Regions from separate parts of the Homo sapiens genome. Here region 1 is linked to region 2. Evidence: read pairs that join two places in POLR2A ChIA-PET (ENCODE). Cell type or tissue: OCI-LY7. All regions are shown on one strand. Each heading gives the region's core, and the rest is flanking DNA. Links, peaks and the distances in the headings are about the cores only.

Region 1 (5,383 bases), core at 238-5,237, 120 kb after region 2:
GAAGATGAGTGAAAAGGAAGAGCCTGGAAGTCTAGAAGTTTAGGGTTTGGGTAAAGGCATGAGTGTTGATGCTGTCAACTCAGGAAGAGAAATCAAGAGAAAGAGAAGGTTTTCATTTTGCTCAAGGGCATGGAGGCGAAGGTAGGGGAGAGTGTGATGCTAATAAGCTCAGTTTGGGACTTGTTGAGGAGCCAGAGAGACATCCTAATCAAGATGTCCCCAGGCAGTTGGCAATGTAGGTCTACAACTGTACTGTCCAATACAGTAGCCACTAGCCACTTGTAGCTATTGATTTTTTTAATTTTTAATTTTTTTGTTTTCTTTGAGATGGAGTCTTGTTCTGTCTCCCAGGCTGGAATGCAGTGATGCAATCTCGGCTCACTGCAACCTCTGCCTCCCGGGTTCAAGCAATTCTCCTGCCTCAGTCTCCTGAGTAGCCGGGATCACAGGCACCCACCACCGCACCCAGCTAATTTTTGTATTTTTAGTACAGATGAGGTTTCACCAGGTTGGCCAGGGTGGTCTCGAACTCCTGACTTTGTGATCCACCTGCCTCAGCCTCCCAAAGTGTTGGGATTACAGGCTTGAGCCGGCCCTGTAGCTATTAAAATTAAAATTAAATAACATCTAAAACTCAGTTCCTTAAACACACTAGCCACATTCCTTTTCTCTTTCTCTTTTTTTTTAATATATAGAGATGAGGTCTCACTATGTTGCCCAGGCTGGTCTCTACTCCCGGGCTCTCACTTCAACCTCCCAAAGTGCTGGAATTATAGGTGTGAGTCACCATGCCTGGCCATTAACCACATTTTAAGTGCCCAGTAGCCACATGTGGCTAGTGGCTACCATATTGGACAGCCCAATTTATAGAACATTTTCATTATTACAGCAAGGTCTATTGCACAGCACTTGATTAGAAGATTGGAGAGTAGGTAGGGCTGGAAAGGAGAGACTTGGAGGTCATCAACACGTAAGGGTGGTTAACCATGATGGGATGAGTGAGGTCAGCTTGAAGAGCACGAAGAATGAGAAGACAGATGGACTAAGAGTGAACTCTTTCATGTCCTTTGCAGGGACATGGATGAAGCTGGAAACCATCATTCTCAGCAACCTGTCACAAGGACAGAAAACCAAACACCGCTTGTACTCACTCATAGGTGGGAATCGAACAATGAAAACACTTGGACACAGGGTGGGGAACATCACACACTGGGGCCTGTCATGGGGTGGGGGGCTGGAGGAGGTATAGCATTAGGAGAAATACCTAATGTAAATGACAAGTTGATGGGTGCAGCAAACCAACTTGGCACATGTATACCTATGTATCAAACCTGCATGTTGTGCACATGTACCCTAGAACTTAAAGTATTAAAAAAAAAAAAAAAGAGTGAACTCTTGCAGAACACACACATTTACTGGGCAGCTTGAGGAGCCAGCAAAGAAGACCAAGAAACAGCTATCAGATGAAGACTAAGAACTAGAATAGAGTCATGTCCCGGAAACCCAGGAAGAGCCATCAAGAAGGGAGAGGTGAGCAGTGTAAAATGTTGCAGATAGAACAGAAAAGGGGGAGCAGGCACAGTGGCCCTCTTTTGTAGAGCTGCAAATCCCAACACTTTGGGAGGCTGAGGTGACCAGATCACTTGAGCCCAGGAGTTCCAGACCAGCCTGAGCAACAGGGTAAAACCTGATCTCTACAAAAAAATAAACAACAACAACAACAACAACAAACTAGCTGGGAGTGAATGGCACACACCTGTAGTCTCAGCTAACCAGGAGGCAGAGGGAGGATCACCTGAGCCTGGGAGGTTGAGGCTGCAGTGAGCCGTGATCATGCCACTCCAGCCTGGGTGACAGAGTAAGACCCTGACTGGGGAAAAAAAAAAAAAAAAGGAATGCAGGGTGTCTCTTGCAGTTGACATTTGGCAGGACATTTGTGAAGAGAGCAGTTTAAATGAAACAGGGATGGGACCAATTCCAGATTGCCCCAGATTAGGGAGTAGATGGGAGGAGAGCAAGAGACGACCACCCACCAGAAGGGACAGAGAAGGGCCGAAAACAGATAGAGTGGTAGCAAACAGATATAAGTGATAGCTGAGGGCAGGGAAGGGAGGACCACATTTTTTTAAAAGATAGAAAAGGTGGCCGGGCACGGTGGCTCACACCTGTAATCCCAGCACTTTGGGAGGTTGAGGCAGGCGGATCACCTGAGGTCAGGAGTTCGAGAGCAGCCTGGTCAACTTGGTGAAACCCTGTATCTACCAAAAACACAAAAATTAGCCAGGCGTGGTGGCAGGCGCCTGTAGTCCCAGCTACTCGGGAGGCTGAGGCAGGAGAATTACTTGAATCCGGCAGGCAGAGGTTACAGTGAGCCAAGATTGTGCCACTGCACTCCAGTCTGGGCGACAGAGCAAGACTCTGTCTCAAAAATAAATAAATAAATAAATAAATAAATAAATAAAAATAAAGGATAGAAATGGCTTTAGCATATTTATAGATCAAAAGAATAGGGATGGGCAAGGTCAAAAAGGAGACAGGAGGAGAGCACACACAACTGGAGGGGGTGGCCTTGAAGAGGAAAGAGATACATCGCCCTCTAACAGGGGCAGATGAAGATGCATTTGTGGTGGGGGAGGTAGCAGTCAAGGCTGCCAGCTGCTTAGCTTAGCAAATGCATTGTCAGCTGCCAAGAATGAGAGGAGTGGAGGCTTGGTCAGGAGCTTGAGAAGATGGGCTAATGTGTGAGAGCCGCAGAGGGAGCTGCCAAGTTCAAGAGGGGGATGAACAGTTTGGGGACCCCAATTGGACGGTGAGCCTTGGGAGTGTCCTGATGTGATGTCACAGTTACGTTTCGTGAAACGCAACACAGATGGTCCCGTACCTGGGGGACTGGAGGGTGAATCTTCACACCAGGGTGGGAGGACCCGAAGAGTGAAGGAGATGGAATTTGAAACTCCCTGTCTAAAGAAAGAAAGTGGAACTTGTGGAATAGTAAACAAAATCCTTGCAGGTGCTCCCGTTTTCATTTCCTTTGCATATCCTGGCTCAGTCATCTTCCTGCACCCTTGCAGATGTTGCCATTCCCAGGAAAATCAGGGGCAGAGAGCAGCATGGGTGGGAACTGGAAAGTCCCTGCCGTGGAGGGTCTTGGGGGGATGCACCGGCTCCTGCTCCCCCATCTGCTGCTCACGGAAGGAGACGCCTGCCGGAAGCACAAGGAGGGGCTGGGGGTCTGGAAGGCTGAGCTTGAGTCACAGGAACACTAGGGATGCCAAGACCCCTCGGGAGGTCTTGGTGGCTGGTGTCTCTGAGGGCCATCAGCTGGTGTCTCTTTGGCCGAAGCAGCCCAGGCAGGGATTGGGAAAGGTTAGGAGTGTGGACTCCAGAACCAGCCTGCCGAGGGCGAAACTCCAGTGCTGCCACTTACCATTCAAAGCTACAGGACCCAGGCGAGTGATTTAAAGCCTCTGTGACTCAGTTTCCCCAAGTGACTTAAAGCCTCTGTGACTCAGTTTCCCCATCTCTAAAATGTGGATCATAATTGCTGCTTCCTCATAGGGATGTTTTTGTGAGAATTAAATGAATTGAAAGGTGGGGACCCCAAACACCCAGTAAAGGTGGGGTATGATCCTTTAGCTCATGGCTGAGTGCCTGCCACTGGGAATTCAGCTTGGGTTGTCTGAGTCAGAGGGGCCTGGCACTGAACCCCAGCCCTCCACCCAGACCACTCAGGACTCCCTTAAGATCCTAATGGGTGTAGAGTGTGCCTGCCTTTCCTTCCTTCCCTTCCCTTCCTTCTCTTTCTTTCTTTCCTTCCTTCCCCTTCCCCTTCCTGTTCTCCCTTCCCTCCCCCCCTTCCCCTTCCCATTTCCCCTCCCCTCCCCTCCCCTCCCCTTCCCTTCCCTTTCCTTTGCTTCCCTTCCCTTCCCTCTTTCTTTCTTTTCCTTCCTTCCTGAGACAGGGGTCTCAGTATGTTGCCCTGGCTGGTCTCAAACTCCTGAGCTCAAGCAATCCTCATGCCTTGGCCTCCCAAAGTGCTAGGATTACAAACATGAGCCACTATGCCTGTCCTACACTTTTATTTCTGATAAAGGCTAAGTGAAGACCTTAGCTTAGTCTGAGAGCCAAATGGGCCTGCCTAAAGTTAGAGTGGGGTGGACTCTCCCACCTGGTCACAGCCACGCTGGCCCCAGGCGGGGGCTGGCCTAGGGTGGAGTAATGCAGAATAGATGCTGCCTGCAGGAAGCTCAGTGCCTAAGAGGAAAGCCATTCATATTAATATGTTATATATTCATGTATTATATATAAATTTAACGGCCGGGCGCGGTGGCTCACGCCTGTAATCCCAGCACTTTGGGAGGCCAAGGTAGGCGGATCACGAGGTCAAGAGAACGAGACCATCCTGGCCAACACCGTGAAAACCCATTTCTACTAAAAATACAAAAATTAGCTGGGCATAGTGGCGGGTACCTGTAATCACAGCTACTCGGGAGGCTGAGGCAGGAGAATCGCTTGAACCCAGGAGGCGGAGGTTGCAGTGAGCTGAGATCACGCCACTGCATTCCAGCCTGGCAACAGAGTGAGACTCTGTCTCAAAAATAAAATAAAATAAAAAATAAAATAAATAAATTTAACAGTCATATATAATATAATATAAAAATAATATTTATATAAACTATATATTTATAATATATTAAATATTTTATTAATATGAATATAGTTTATATTAGATTTATAATATTTATTTTTCATTACATAGTTCTTCCCAAATGTATTAATCCAGTGAGTCATTCCATCTCTTCTAGGGCCCAGCCAGCAAAGGGGCAAAGCCTCAGCAGTTGTTGCGGGGAGGGCAGACTCAAAGAAGAAAAAGGGAATGGGGAGCAAGCCTTCTCCTAACACTCAGCTACTCCATGTCTCTTATGTCTATTCTACAAACACTTTTATGCTACACTTGGGGCAGGGCGTTGCAACCAGTATAATGGTTCGGCAATGGACTTTGGAGCTGGACTACCCAGGTTTTGAATCTGACCTTCGCTACTTCCCAGTTCTGTGCCAAGTCCACACCTACCTCCAGATTCTCACCTGAACAATGAGGAGGCTATCACCATATCCCCCTCAGGGGCTGGTCATGAAGATTAAATGAGTGGTCTTTAAATGAATGTTTTACAGATAGACTCTATGAGTGTTTGTTATTACCCTTGCTATTAAATGAAAGGCCTTGAGGGCTTTTTTGTTCCTTTGTTTTGCTTTTTGTTTTTTGAGATAGGGTCTCACTCTGTTGCTCAGGCTGGAATGTAGTGGCGTGATCTTGACTCACTGCAGCCTTGACTTCCTGAGCTCAAGTGATCCTCCCACCTCAGCCTCCCAAAAAGCAGGGACC
Region 2 (5,383 bases), core at 75-5,074:
GACCATTGTTATTTTCACTTGCAAATATTCCTGAGAGGTCGTATTTTAAGCTGCTAAAAACTAAAACAGGAATAAGGTGACAACCAGCAAAAGAAAAAAAATGAGCTAATGCACTCGAGAGAGTAAGGAAGGCTCACGGAAGAGGAGGGCTGTGGTGATCAGAGTCCACGGACGTCCAAAAATGTGACTTGGCTGGCCCTAACAGAGGGGAGCAGCTCTTCTAAAAACAAAATCACCCCCTGGAAATTATGTTGGTTGGTTCCTTGGGGCATCTACAGTTCTTTTTCAAGTTATTTACTTGCTCATTACCGCCAGTCCCAGCTTTCTTGGGAGACCTAAACATATTTGGGGAATGGAAATAATGTGCTTGCTGCCACAGACCAGGCCAGTAAGATGAGAAGATAAAGAGTTTCTAGAGTTTTTATTATTCAAAATGAGTTTCATTTCAATTCAGGTACTTGAAAGAAGGTTCTAGTCTGTTACTTTGACACAGCACAAGATCAATAGTTTATTCTGATGAAGTATTCCACCCAAATGAAAGCATAACATGCAAGTAGTCATTTATTTCAATCACTCCTATTTGAAGGTCCTTATTTTTGGAGAACAGTCAGGCATTTTATTATCCACTCTTTCCATTCCTTAAAGGCTTCCTTCCACGGGTTTCAGTAAATTCCCATTATCCTCACGACTGTGTTCTGGAGTTGCTCCAGGTGTGCCAGAAGATTCATCATCAATCCACCTCACCAGTGCCTGGAAAAGCATTGAAAGATGCGCACTTCAACAAACCACAGCAAAATACCATCAGGCAAGAGAGAAGCATTGGCTTCTAGATCATAGGGTGACATATTACCCCATGAAGACGCTGCATTTGATAATGATGCTGTGAATATGAATAATGCTAATGATATACTGAGTGAAATGGCACGTACCAAATACACACAGAATTACAAATGATGTCAAAAGTACGCACTGAAAAAAGATGAAAAAGAAATACACTCATTCTTATACTTTGTTTCTAGCATGATAGGATATTTTTTCTCAACTTGCTGAATATTCTACAAGGCATTATATTAATTTGACATGTATGTATATACATATATAAGTGTCCACACAGGCATGGGTAGACATATGTATGTGAAAACACATGTGTAGACATTTCTGTGCAGTCACCTGAATGCAGTCATACCCATGAGTAAACACATGAATGTATATTGATGTTTGTGGGCAAGTGTGGGCACACACACACATACTGAGATTAGGTACTTTCCTTCTTCCTTTTTAAAGAAAATCACTTTTTTCCTCCTAATGAACATCATACCTCTGTCCCATATTTGGAAAGATAAATCCTGTCCTCACACTTATAGGGTTTAAAAAATGAACTTTGCCACACATATCAATATTTATTCAGTTTTGCAAAGTCAAGCTCTCTTGCCCTAAATGGAAGAGAAGCAGAAAATTTCTTCCACTATTTCTCATTGAACTGTAAGCATAAATCACTCTAAGGCAAGCTGAAGTTTTTAAGAAGGGCATTTCTTCGCATGTTTTTAAACCACAGCTTCCTGCTTATCTTTACACTAATTTCCTCTGATAAATTATAACTCTAGAGAAGGATATAATAGATACATCAGTTTGCTACTCAGATAACCACTTCCCCCTCTTTACACTATCCATCCCTCAACTTACTTTATATCTTTCTACAATGCTGAAGCCAATAACAGCACACTGCAACTTGTGCAAACAGATAGGGCAAAGGTTTAGAGGGCGCCGGTCAGCTTCTTCCAAGTGGAAGAAGCCCCAGATTTCCCTATCAAAATCCTTTGCTGCTATCCACCATGCCTTGTCTTGTAAAACTTAATGGGCTGGAGGTCAAATACTTGAGAAACTGAAGTTTCAGAGTCTTTTCCCACAAAAGAAGTCTTTTTCTGAAAGTAGCAAGTACTCCAAATCAAGTACTCAAAAAGGAACCACAAAAACTAATCACATGGGTCAGGCATGGTGGCTCATGCCTGCAATCCCAGCACTTTGGGAGGCCAAGGTGGGCGGATCACCTGAGGTCAGGAGTTCAAGACCAGCCTGGCTAACATGGTGAAATCCTGTCTCTACAAAAATACAAAAATTTGCCAGGCATGATGGTAGGCGCCTATAATCCCAGCTACTCAGGAGGTTGAGGCAGGAAAATGGCTTGAACCCGGGAGGCGGAGTTGCAGTGAGCCGAGATCCCGCCATTGCACTCCAGCCTGGCGACAGAGCGAGACTCCATCTCAATAAATAAATAAATAAATAAACAAATAAAATAAAATAAATCACATCAACAATAGGCAGTCATGATTTCACTCTTTAAGGACACGCTAAACAGATCTGTTACACGTGTGCCTGGAGGGGTTGCTGGCCTTCCCTCACGCAGCACTGACTGAGGACAACTGCCCTGATGTCTTGAAGCCCATGCTTTAAACCACGGCTTTAGACAGAATAACCTCGTCCCCTTCCCCACCCCCACCCCCTTTTTAAAGAGCAGCTCAACTCTATTCTGTCACTAGTGTCTGGTGACCAGAATAAATACCCTTGTAACTGACTTCCTGTGTTACATTTAGAGTTATATCAACCATCTCTGCAAGCACAGAGAACACGGTTTGCTACGTAACTCACCCTACAGGGTACTGCTTCACAATTCGACTTGTTTACATGATCACTTTTATTTATGTCTCTCGTTCAGTTTTTATTTTAAAGTAATAAATTTTTAAAGAAAATAACCCATGGTAGGTTTGTTCAATCTAATTTGATTCAAAAACAACTTCCTCACCTCCCTTTACCCAGAAAATGTGGACTGATATTCGAAAATTAGGGAAAATAGCATTCTAGAAGTTAAGAAAACACTAAATCTATTCATGTATCACAAGTAACCCCCTCTGGCCAATCAAGTGTGAGCATATTTCACTACAGTAATACTTTCAGCAAGGACATTTCTTTCTTCCAATAATCCTACAAATAGAAGATTATTTTCTTTCGTAGTCAATGCTTCTCAATTTAAAAATATGAATCTTTGTAAACTTGGAGAAAACAAGACCACTGTGTTAAGATATTGTCACTGTCTAATCCTGCCACTTTCCTATGTAAATCTTTCATGTCATGTAATATTTAAGAAACTTACAAAAAAAAGAATTAAAGTAAAAACAGTTTGGGGAAATGTTTCCTGACCTCCTCAAATACATAAGATAAGTTAGCTAGTAATATCTAGATAAACGAACATATGGTTTGAAAATTATTTTTTTAGCTGGGTGTGGTGACTCACACCTTTTATCAAAGCACTTTGGGAGGCTGAGGTGGGAGGCTCGCTTGAGCCCAGGAATTCAAGATGAGCTTGAGCAACACAGGGAGATCCCATCTCGACAAAAAAAATAAAATAAAATAGCTGGGTGTGGTGGTCCTGTGGTCCCAGCTACTCAGGAGGCTGAGGCGAGGCAGGAGGATCCCTTCAGCCCAGGAGGCTGAGGTTGCAGTGACCCATGATCAGCCTGGGTGATAGAGGGAGACCCTGTATCAAAAGAAAAATGAAAGGTAGATAAAATTAATTTTTAATGTTTCCGTCTCTATCAGGTTAATAATAAGAGAGAAAACTTATGATAAAAAGCTACCTCACACCACCAAAATCAGTAAGAGAGTAGTGACCCACGTCTCCAAGACTGCATGTTGGTAGGGCCATGGGGGGCCACAAGTAAACCTCACATAAATGGAGAATAAAGAATAAACGAGTAAGTGGGAAGAGGCTCTATAGCCCTACAGCCCCCACCTCTAGTAGAAACATTTGTCCCAAAAAGCTTACCACCCCACACAAATCCTAAGGCTAATGTAACATCCAGACAGACCATAAACTCTCAGGATAGTCCCTGTACTTACTCCCCATCCCCAGAACACTAATGAACCACTCCCCTTAGGGGGCCTTTTCCCTTTCAAGTCTGTCTTGGATTATTGGGGATGAAGTTAGAGAAGTAAGAGCAAAAATGAAGGGGAGGGGAGAAGTAGAGAGATGACAAAAAAAGGTTAAAAATATAACCTGTTTCGTGAACCTTTCCCATCCCCAATATTACCATGCAGAGTTCCTAATGAGTCAATGTTTACTATGTATCTCAAATCAAAGATGGAAGTTTTTACTTTTTAAATTAAAAAACAAACAAAAAACAAATGTCGTATGATGAGAAAGAAGCAACACTTAGTCTATGGCTATCCTAACTGTGCAAGATGACTATGAAAAGAATTGAAAAACAATTAGCAAGATTTTCACATCCATTAATGATAGCTCAAACTGTAATTGGCTTAATTCACCTTGCTACTGAATTACTGACGTTTACTAGCTGTTATGCTGAATGCCTATATATGTGCCAGGCCTATATATGCTTTTTTTTTTTTGAGACACGGTCTCAATTTATTGCCCAGGCTGGAGTACAGTGGTGCGATCACGGCTCACTGCAGCCTCAACCTCCTGGGCTCAAGCAATCCTCTCGCCTCAGCCTCCTGCATAGCTAGGACTACAGGTGTGTGCCACCATGCCCAGCTAATTTAGTTTTTTTAATTTTTATTTTTTGTAGACATGTAGTCTCACTATGTTGTCCAGGCTTATCCACACTTTTTATGTACAGGCACTTTTATGTAAATTATCTCCAAATGACTCCATGATGTGGGTATTGTTACCTTTAAGGTCCTGTAGGTAGTGAGTGGCCAACCAGAACCTAGATTATCACAATCTACCAACAGCACACTTCCCATTATGGCATAATGTCTCAACTGAAAATACTATAGTTTTAAATATCAATATGATTCTTGGTTGGAATTTTTTTCCCTCTTTTAACATCTTCAAATATTCTCAAGTTGAAGAAGCTTCTAACAACAATGCCAAAAACGGAATACCATCTGTCAAAGAGGCCTGTCCAAAGACAAAATTCCACAAGTCTCTTGGGTAAAGATCAATCATTGTTATTCCCACAACACAGAAGGCATCTTCAGGTTTCTTCTTTTTCAAGAACTTCAGGATGTCCCCTATTTAAGAAGAAATACATAAATGTATGAGTGTATATTATATACATATGCTTCCTTTACTCAGTTCAAATTGCAAAGTTGTGTAATTCACCTGCATGAATTTGTAGGTTTTGTGTGTTCTCATTGACTCTAAAGGAACACCTTGTTGTAGAAACAGGAACTGGTTCTAGCAGTTTTACTCTCAAGCGATAGAAATATGCTTTACAGTAGCCCGTGAGCCATTTAATATATTCTTCACTGATAATTCTGGTGCTTCATAGAGATCCTATAATATGGAAGAACATTTAAAAACAGACTTTAAGACGATTATTCAGTGTTTACCCAGTCTATGAGTAAGAGGATTCAAATTAGA

The links. Peaks named below come from ENCODE experiments on the same cell type or tissue, not always from the same donor. Only the 100,000 strongest peaks of a DNase experiment are listed, where the experiment ranks them.
Region 1: POLR2A ChIA-PET joins it to region 2 with 5 read pairs; 9 of 35 experiments call an interaction of 5 or more read pairs at or near these places.

What each region holds. Positions count from the first base shown.
Region 1 is chr17:65,082,895-65,088,277 of GRCh38, forward strand. All of the region lies in intron 2 of LOC105371864 (a long non-coding RNA gene), which reads right to left. Among named protein-coding and RNA genes, the nearest start is that of GNA13, 29 kb to the left of the region's middle. In OCI-LY7, for the core only: a CTCF peak has its summit at 2,607; a DNase peak (open chromatin) is centred at 2,637.
Region 2 is chr17:64,967,632-64,973,014 of GRCh38, forward strand. It overlaps the pseudogene AMZ2P1. Among named protein-coding and RNA genes, the nearest start is that of LRRC37A3, 51 kb to the left of the region's middle. In OCI-LY7, for the core only: no CTCF peak of the experiment used is centred there; DNase peaks (open chromatin) are centred at 1,536 and 2,540; H3K4me3 peaks cover 2,869 bases; H3K27ac peaks cover 5,000 bases.